Linked DNA regions of Homo sapiens: region 2 is linked to region 1. The links are chromatin contacts, found by Hi-C in ENCODE. All regions are on one chromosome and are shown on one strand. Each heading gives the region's core, a stretch centred on a gene start or an enhancer-like site at or near the end of the contact. The rest is flanking DNA. Distances are from core to core; before and after follow the strand shown. Region 1 holds the start of TRPC4 (transient receptor potential cation channel subfamily C member 4). Region 2 holds the start of LINC02334 (long intergenic non-protein coding RNA 2334).

Evidence for each region. A loop is a pair of places that touch in the nucleus more often than their neighbours do.
Region 2: a loop to region 1 is called in a map of heart left ventricle, with 2.3 times the contacts of the local background. The contact joins the promoter of LINC02334 here to the promoter of TRPC4 in region 1. A Hi-C loop is called at or near these places in 4 of 168 maps with a recorded cell type or tissue (K562, Right ventricle myocardium inferior and heart left ventricle).

What each region holds. Positions count from the first base shown.
Region 1 is chr13:37,867,572-37,872,720 of GRCh38, forward strand. TRPC4 (transient receptor potential cation channel subfamily C member 4) reads right to left here and starts at 2,201. Exons shown (of 11, transcript NM_016179.4): 1 at 2,024-2,201. It overlaps LOC124903160 (a long non-coding RNA gene), which reads left to right and starts at 1,572. Exons shown (of 2, transcript XR_007063762.1): 1 at 1,572-3,095; 2 at 4,634-5,149.
Region 2 is chr13:37,932,241-37,937,389 of GRCh38, forward strand. LINC02334 (long intergenic non-protein coding RNA 2334) reads left to right here and starts at 2,208. Exons shown (of 4, transcript XR_941880.4): 1 at 2,208-2,797.

The sequences.
Region 1 (5,149 bases), core at 951-3,450:
GATGTTTATAACTTTGAAATCATAAAAGAAAAATTAAAAATAATGATTGTCATTGTTTCTATCTTTCATCTACAGTTCAGAAACAGCAATTTTTCTAAGCTTAGTTATTACAGTGAAGTTTATAACAACATCTAGTTCACAAAAATATTGATAGACACAGCCATCCAAATATTGAAAAATAGCCAATCTAACTTCCAGATTCCTTACCAATTAAAATGATGTAATAGTTTATAAACATAAGTTGTTGTTTTTTAATATTTATTTAGCTTTGGATTCCTAAATGAGGATGTTGAAACAGGTAACTTTTCAGTCCTATAGATGGCTGTAGTTCTCCATGGAGCATAAGTTAGAAAGTTAGTTTGAAATGTGTGTATAGAATAAGACATTAAAATTTCCTCTAATGAGAAAGAATATAAAGATTGCTTCTGTTATTTCCTATTAATACACAGTATGAATCGATTAAGGTTATTTTATATGAAAAGTTATTTGGTCTCTTACTGGTCTAATAATTAAAATAGCTATAAAATTCAAAGAGAACTTTAACTCTGTCATAGACTTTTTAATGCAGTTTTATCTTGACCTTTTGGAAATAAGTGCAACAGAAAAATAAATAATATAACCATTACAAAATTTTAAAGGTTATAAGTAATGAAAATCTATTCCAACTCATATATCTTTCAGAATGACCAGTGAGCAAGTAAATTGAAATTGATCTTATTGTTTTTTTTCCCCCCTTAAACATTTAAGGAGGATGTTTTCTGGACAATAGTGTCCAGGTGAATAAGAAAGTAGGCGCTACAAATGTAACTTTAAATAGCAAACCCAACACAATGATGAAGATTTCAACATTTTAACATCTCCACCCACTCTTACTCTCAATGTCTAATTTAGAGTTTTACCAAAAACACCCCAAACCAAAAAACCCTCCAGTAAACCTTTTGCTTAAAGAATTTGTAATATTCTTTGTGCTGTGATTATGTACTGTGAAAGGAAAGGCAGAAATTATATGAGCTCTGAGAGGCGGTGTTTTATTAAAACTGAAAAAGTTTTACAAGTCTGTCTATTTTTTTTTTTAATAAAACAACTAAAGCTTCCTTCTGTCTCTTCCTACTCCTTTGGCTTGGTGCTTACTCCTTAAGCAACTTGCTGCATTTTATAGCTATGGAATTTCACTGGGAAGGGCCTCTCTAAGAAGCCATGTGAACAGGGATACACCATAGTGGATACACCATAGTGAATGCAGGCAGACAAGATAAGAGATCCCTTTCCTCAGCTCTCCTAAACCCTCGATGCCTTTCCAGTATTCTCTTGTCTCTAGTCGCAAAAGACAGCTGACTTCACAGCTGGAACAACAAGTTGTGCAGTGAATCCCAGTGATTTAACCAAGTAGCAAACCGGGTCATTGGCTTCATTGGCTTCATTGGAATCTCGGTTGCCAGGCGAACTAGGAATCACTAGCCTGGGTCGGGCAACACGGATAAAAGTGTTTCTGTTTCTTGACAGAGAATGAAAACGACGCAGAATGTAATCGATCGGTAGAACATTGATCACTCTCCTTCCTTCGTTACCCTACTTTAAGTGCCGGAGAGCTAAGGCCTCACTTATATGCACCCAGATGCCCCCGAGATCTCCATTTTCCCCAAATGCATAAAAGGCTAAAAACGGCCACATTCCCCAGCACCACGGCGTGGCTGCAGCTCCTTTGTTTACCATATAAGTCACACCGGGGGTTCACTCCTCGCCCTCTCCCCTGCTTTAAAGCCGAGTGCGGCGGAAGACTGAGGAGCACCCCCAAACTCCTGCTCAGCCCGAGTCAAGCACCGAAAGCTTCACAGGTTTTTTTCCTGAGCCTTGAAGAGAAACCACATAGCCAGAACCTTTTGAACTCCTAACCCCGCAGGGATGTCCGCCTCCCAGAAGAGAGCCGGCTTCCCAGGCAGCTTAGGAAACTTAACCGAGATCCCAGAAAGAAGGCGAGGTGTAGCTCCGGTCGAACGGAGCCCCGAGGCGACATCCTCTTTACCTGCAAAGTTGCAATCTTCGGGCTGAAGTGATGGGATCCGAGGACTGACGGCGCGGGTGCCGTGCGGGGTGAGAGCACGCCCGGCAAATTCCAATGGAATTCCCTTAGTCGCTGCTGAGTTTTGGAGCATTCCAAGGAAAACGATCGAAGCTGGAGCCCACGCAGCTGGCACCGAACTGGGCGGAGTGAGGATGCTCTGAAAGCGAAGCCATGGGAGGCGGGGGAGGGGCGGCCCGGGAGGGGGAGGTAACCGCCAGGGGAGGAGAACCTCTCCCACCCCCGCCTGCACAGATCCCTCTGGATAAAGTTAAGAGTTCCCACGGCTGACAGCGGATGAGCCCAGAGAAAGGCACCCCGCCCTCCGTCCCTGGTGGCTGCCGGGCTCGGGGTCCGCACAGACCGCGCTGGAAAGGGATAGTCCGGGAAGATGCGCGTCCCACGCACCACACTGCTTGGAGGTGGAGGAGACCCGCGCGCTGGCAGGAGCTGACGCTGCGTCCCCAGCTTGTCCCCCTCGAATAGCCTCCACCTACCGGGGCCAACTGCTTGAGGTCAGCCAGTGGGCAGGGGAGCTCACCACCAGCCAGCCGTCATCCAGCCAAGTCGGTGGCGAGAATCCACCCTGTGGTTCTGGATGCAAGCCAGACACACCTCCAGGCTTAGGGCGGTCTCTGCAGGCGTGTTGGACTTCAGTGCGCTCCGACACCCAGCTTTTGAATGCCCTGCTCCCAGCCCGGTAAACAAGCACCCATGAGGCCCGCCGCCCGACCGGAAAAAAGTAGTCCCCTGCAACTCTCAAAGCTTCTCCCACTCCCGCTTCTCTGGGCGACTGGCACCCCCTCTCCTGTCCTCAAGGTGTCAGACTTCCCTTGCAAGAGCTGGAGGATGCGGCTTGCCACTAGTGTCAACAATCAAAACAGTCGCAATGAATAAATGATGAGCCACAGCGTTCCAACCACCCTCATCCAGCTTGGTCTTTCCAAAAGGCATAGGAAATCAGCAAGTTTCCACCAAATATACCAAAACCCTAAGACGCGAGCCAGCCCAAGGGTGCAAGGTTCTGCGGCTGCAGGTGATGTGCGTGTGTGCGAGTGTGTGTGTGTGCGATACTGGTACCATCTTACTGAGAGTGAGATTTCAAGATAAACGTTATCTCTTGTCCAATCTCTTTAGTGTTCACATATGAAAATAAGATTAAAGTACAGAGAGGAATACACACACACACAAACCACACACACACTATTGGCAAAGTTGGCAATAACACTTGCTGTAACTGCAACACGGTGATTCCCAGCTTGTCACTCGGAAAGTCTTAATTGGTTGTGACCCCATGACCCAGAGAAAGATAGAGTTCACGTGTAAGATAGAGAGTGGAGCCCTTGAGGAATCCTAGCTGGCAATTACCCTCCTCGAGACTCTGTTTCTACCTGATTGCCGTTATTTTCTGAAAGCCCTGAGGTTAGCTGCTGGTCTCTGATTGTATCCCAGCAGACGCCTGATTCAGCTTCCAGTCTGCGCAAAAGCTTAGGAGCAACCGTTTTCTCCTATCCCAACCAAGTTGTTACACCTGGGAAGCTGTGCTGTGCCGACTGCAAGGCGGACCAGTTTCTTCCCATGGAATATTCCCAAGGAATATAAACTGACAAACTGGCATCCATATTCAGACTCTAAAGCACAAAATTAAAGAATTTCCTTTTTTATCTTTCCTACCCACTTCAGAGTTCACATGAGTTGAGGTTTTTGTAAATAGTTTTCACATGAGTAAAGAGGATATTACCAGAGATCACGCTGGGGTAACTGTGCATGCTGCTTTTTTTTTTTAAGTCACTTTTCTTATTTGTTAATTTATCTTTCTCCCTGCCTAACTGCTCCTCTATGGGTTTGTTCCCAGCTCAGCTAGACCCCTATTCTAAATTTCTGAGATACTAAGTCCTTCCCAAAATACTAAGATACATTGAGATAAACCTGGTTTCTACAATGCTACTGCAGTAAACAAAGGAGAGAACGACAAAAGGCTTTTCTCCTTCCTTGAATCTCTTTTTACTCTTTACTACAAGAAGAATATATTGACATGTTTAAACAGTTCTTTACTTTTCTTAACATTAAATGAAGGCTTTTAAAAATATGCAAAATGTATCTATCAGTAGACAAGGTAATAACTTTATAATAAATTCAAGTCCACTTTCTAACAAGGGAGGGGAGACTGTAAACATATATATGGAAATCTATTTTATTTAATGGAACTGTAAGTATTTTTGTGACATTTATTGACAATGTTTCTTCTTAGCCTGAAAAACAAAATTCTACATACTGTGTTTGAGTTTATATCTTTGAGATCAACCCGTGGTAGATAGAATTCCACATACTGAAATGAGTATAGGTCTTTATAATGCATATTAAAATACATGCAAGAGAAAAGCTGATCAGTGACAAACTTGTCCATTGTTTAGAAGTGATGAACTTTACTTTGCAACCTTAGCATCTGTACCAAGTTAGATGCTCCTGCCCTCTAAGGATTTGTTCTTTGTAGCAAATGTTATCTCTGTCATGATGTCAGCAAAGAGATATTATACCAATTTTTTCTAATTTGTTATTTCTTTCCATAAAAAGGTGCCTATGAAACTGCAATAAATACATAACAGAAGAGAACACCAAGGAGAGCACTATATATGTCAACCATCTGAGCAGGCTGTATTCCCACGGAAAGAAGAATTTGTATTGATCACTGAGCCTCCTTTTCAACAGTTTCATGTGATTATTGATTGCTGGTCTCAGGTCTCCTACAAAATGATTAGCAATTACAGGAAAATTATTTGAAATCTGTTTAAACAATCTGGTGAATTGCATATACTACAGTCATTAGCAATCCAAAGAGTTTATTTTTAACAATTTAAACATATGAGTTTGGCAGCATTCTACGAACCTGCACTCCACATAAAATGCAATTCATTGAAGTCAAAGAAATTTACAATAAAATGTTATATGCTATCTAGAATTTATTTTAGTACCTTATTAAACAGAACAAGAAAGCACTCATGTTTCCAAATTAGCAAGAGACAAGTGACCCAAGAAATGATAGCAGTAAAACAATTCTCTGTAATGTCTATTTATAGCTAAAGTATATTG
Region 2 (5,149 bases), core at 958-3,457, 65 kb after region 1:
ATAATTTTTTGTCCTCTTTTTGTGGAAGTACTAGTAGAGAGATATTAGTCCTTTGGACTGGTTCTCTTTGCTTTTTTTTTCTCAAAATTTTTCATATCTCTTTTTTTAACCATGTTCTAAGAAAATTCTAATCTTTTTTCTTACTTTCTTTTGATTTTTAATTATGTTGACTAATTTCAATACCATGAAGTCCCTGCATTGCTCCTTTCTCAATGTAAGTTGTTCTTATATTAGTGTAAGAGAATCTTGAGTCTGTCATAGAACACTAATAAAGATTTATTTAAGTTCTATTTTATTCCCTAAATTATCATTGTTTGCTATAGGTTGAGTAACTTGGTCACACGCTTTCATGCTGAGAATTTTTTCCACCTCTTAGTTAATATCAAAACGGTAATCCCATGGATAGCTGTGTTTTGTTTTGCCCTTTTTCTCCTGCTCTTCCTTGCCTCTGCATGAAGAAGAAGGTACATATACCCCAAGCTCTAAGCATGAGGGTAGGGGATAACAGCCAGCAGTCACACCCCATACCACCACTAGTGCCACAGAGGAGGACCCTATTCTAGGACACCAAAACCCACTCTGAAAGATTTATCTACTTCCAAAAGACCACTGCATTTTTGTAGAAGATTTTCTCTACTTTTGGCTGAAATCAAAAGTTGATATATGTAATGTGTATTTGTTGATTTGAGGAGTGGTTTGAAGGATGTGACAGACAGTAGTTCAATCAGTCACTTCCATTACTACCTTACTCCCAAAACTCACTCTTTAAATAAATCTTCTGAATCTAAGGACAAGACTGGGAAAAATGACCCCAACCTCCCCACAAGACCTCTCTCCTTATGATATCTGTGACTTTCTCCACCACAGTAATCCATAAATCATACCACAGTAGACTTCTGTCATCCTGAAATTTATCACAATCTTTAGTTTGTTCATGTCTTCTGTGCCCATTCACATTAAAAAATAAAAACACACAATCTTGTACTTAGCTGACACTTGAATGATTATTGGGGAGACATGGAAAATAAAAACTGTTGTTTTCCTACAGTATTGGAAAGGAACTCATGGTATAGGTAACTTTATTGGCTGCACATCAAGCTGTGAGAACAGATTATTGAATTCATAGGTTATACAATTTTGCATGGTCATGCAAGACCATTATAAACTCACAATTCTATTCCTTACTCAAATATCAAGCCCACGTCAATCCAGTCCTGGTTATATCTGCTCCTTATAGCATGATTCCATCTCCTTATGCAACTTTCTTCCTCAAATTTTCCATGTATTTATATAGGTATCCATTCATTCATTTATGTGCCATACATGTATTGAACTGCTCACATGCACCTGTTTTTCTGTTGGACATTATTGAGTTATCCATGAATAAGGCACATCCCTGATAAACTAACATTAACATGCAGCAAAACTGGCATGGAGAATGATTATTATATAGAGCATGACAAATGCTCTAATAAAGTTATGAACATAGTGCAGTGGGAGATGATTACCCTTCACTGGCTATTGTTCTTGTGTAAATAAGGCCACATTACTGAGGGCTTTAGTAATATTTTATTATTTAAATGTTTTCATGTTCTTAAAATGTCTGCTAGTGGAAGAGTTTTATTTTAGAAACAAATCTGCTCTGATCATTTAAAAGAAAAAATAGAGCAGGCAGTGTGATCCAGTGGAACAAGCTCTGAAGAGTAGAGTTCCATCATGTCACTAACTTACTACATTGCTGAGAATAAATCATTTTACTACTTTTGGCTTCAGTTGCTTCATCTGTAAAATAAGGACTTTCTCTAAGTAATCTCTAATGATCTTTTCTGGATTAGTAATTTAGGGGTGGTTGTACCTTCAGCCACCTGTACAGTATCTGCCCTCCCAGATGCCCAGGTGAAAATACTTATTCCCAGCTCCAAAAAGATGGATGTGGGATCTGGAATCCCTAGGAAAGGGCAGTTTTGGAGTACCCTTAGGCTGAGCTTCCTGACTTCATAGATGTCTTTCTTCAGCCAGAAATAGTTACAGGAATTGCCACATGCATTCTTCCATCTGGAGACCAGGACACTGGAGGCAGCAGCTTGCAGCACAAGGAGAATGGAGAAGGTCCTGAGATGCCCACACTCAGGCCCTGACACTGAAGCAGGATGTTTCTCTGACTCATTCACGGGATTCGTGACAGGTGTGCCTCCTTTACCAAGCCCATTGCTCTCAACTCCTCACAGGAGGGAGCACACAAGCAAACAAGACGGGAACTGGAGTACAGGGGCGCTGGAACCAGCCAGCGAACTCCCTGCAGGCCCCGCGGCACTTTCGGGGGCGGGGGATGGTGCCTGCGATCCCCAAAACCCCAAAGGGCGTTTTTTACAGTGCTCTTTTAGCTCTGCTGACCGCGGATGGCTTAAGTGTTAACAGCTCAGTGGGCCCTTTGCCTTTTCTCATGAGTCGGCTGCCCTGTGCCAGCAAGGGCAAAGGGCCAGTGTAACAGCCTTTTGTATCTGCACTCGTGGCTCCTGAGCTCCTGTTCGGCACACAGGAAAAATGAGGTCGCACCAACAAACTGAAGGATGGTAAATGTTGAGGATTTTATTGCCAATGAAAGCGGCTGTCACTGGGAGCTGAAAAGGTAATGGAAAGCTGAAAAGCGGATAAGGTGGGTAGGTACCTGAAGTCTGGCCATCTACGGCAGCTGGATTCTTCTCCAAAGTTATACTGTCAAGCTGTCCCTCTGAAGCCAAGCCACTTCTCTTTGACATCCAGCCGTAGTCTCTGCTCCTCTCCAACTGAGTATGAGGTATTTATAGGCACAGGTTGGGGAGTGGGGGCGGTGGGGGGGGGGTTGGGGTGCAGGCGGTGGATGGTGGGGGGGCGGGCATGGGTGATTTAGGGAAAGGCAACACTCAGGTGGGAAAACAGGGATACAAATTCTCGCTTTGGGCTGCAGTTTCAGGCTTTTCAGCTTGAGGGTGGGGTTTTCACCAGGGACCTGCCGTTTTCTGCCTGGAATTTATCTATCTCCTGTCCCTATCACTACTTGTTCTTCTGGAAAGGCCCTTGGCCAGATGAAGACACGGCATTATGCTGAGAAAACCTTAAATGGAAGATGCTGATTTGGAATTGGACTGAGTTGTATTTGTCCTGAGCTTAAGGCAAACGTTTTAAAGCTGTGAGATATTCCACACTCAGCTGAATCTGAACTCCTCTTACCTTTTTCTCCTTAAATCCTCTTAAAGCTTTCTAACATTTTATATATTTTACCCACTGAGAGTATCTTCCAAAGATAACCTGAATTTTCTTATGAATGATTTTAGAGTGTCTTTTGATGATTAGAGTTCAGATCCTTTAACATGGTCTTTGCATTAAAGGTATGTAAGTTCAACATTTCTCTTACCTGTAAACAATATAGCTGTCAAGGTGCCAAGAATTCCTTTGTCCATCACCACAATTGAACTAAAGGCCAGATATACAAGTATACTCTCTTCATCTTTTCCATTAAAAATTCTACAATACATTATAGAATATAAAGGTTGTTATGGAGAGAGGAAGAAACTGAAATGGGAAGGAATTTTTTAATATTACACATGTGGAGAAGGGGTTTATTTTCTCTATATACATTTTTGTAAAATGTACTCATCGAAATGGACTTGGGACATCATAGCTCCTATTTCCATGATAGTGATAGTCATCATGAGGTCTGTAGTTTTCTAAGATTTTGGTAGCTATACTGATTAGTCCTCACAGAAAGCCTTAGAAAATTATAACCCGTAAGGTGACAATGCTAACACCAGCAAAAATTCATACTGATTCTGTTTAAGACTGTGACAGAAAGACCGTGGCTGGTCTGGCTGGGTTGGATTTAATTTGGGTGAGCAGAGTGAGCACCGTCTCCTAGCTGGAAGTAGAGCTGAGGTGAAACAGAGAAAGTGAACAAATAAATCTTTAAGAGGGGTCTGAGGAGGGAGTGAGACCAACAAAAATCAGGGACACAGAGAAACGGCATCATTGGTTGCCAGCACGAGGGTGAGGATCTGAGATGGATATCAGTAACTGGATCTGAGACGGGTATCAGTAACTGGAATATGAGTCCACAAATGAAAGACTGGACAAATGAAAAGCAGACCCAATAGTTGGAATGGGCAAGGAGGAGGATGCTAAGGTTGAATTCTAGATTTAGGCTCTTTCCCAATGCTTATTCATTTGCTCTCTTTGGCTGTCTGACTCCATTTTAAAAGGTCAGGAGAGGTGTTTACAATAATGTGCCGAGATCTTATATGATGAGAGGACTGGACACTAGCAGAACAATTCTTCTGAGAAGAAAACAGTTTTGGGAGTCTGAGTCACAGAAAGATCTGATGGATAACATAGTCTTACCAAGCATAAATTTAAATCCCAAGTGGAACAAAATGGCTCTCAAAAAGGCTGTAAAAATTATATAGGTGTCAGAGAACAATGTTTGTAACAAGTAGAGTACAGGAAAGTAGCTAAAGCTGAAAATAATAATAATTAAAGGAAATCCCAATGGTCAAGATGAGGCCCAGCTTCAATGAAATTTGAGAAATAACAAGACTAGAAATTGGGGCATATATGTCAAAGGTGAATTCTTTCTTTCTCTTTTATATTCTAAATTATGCGAAGGATAATAGGTTTATACTTGTGGTAAGAGACGAAAATAGAGCCCTGCACATGTGGTAGCACTTAATGGCAAGATCAAAACAATAGCAATGAGGATAGGATTTTCAAATATTAGAGGGTCTCCCTTCTGTACTTGTGTAGAATACTTTAAATTTCAAAACAAGGAATTTACATGATATGAGAATATGAATTTATTCAATAACGTTAAAAGCATAGATACTCTAATATTTTCAAATTGCATTACAGACAATATGTTATTTGCTCTGTTCCTGCAGCCCGCTCCGCCAGCACACCTATCCATCCCTACAAAACTCCTTTGTAGCTCTGTATGCAAATTATAGCATTTCACCACCACCACTAACTTAGGACTCAAGAATATCCTGCTCCTCTCAATACAAGAGTGTATAGTATGATTGGATCCAGGCCAATCAGAATCCTTCTCTAGATTTTCCATACTAACTCTGTAATGGAACCTATCCTGTAAGCCACCCCTCTGATACCTGTAGGGAGAGTA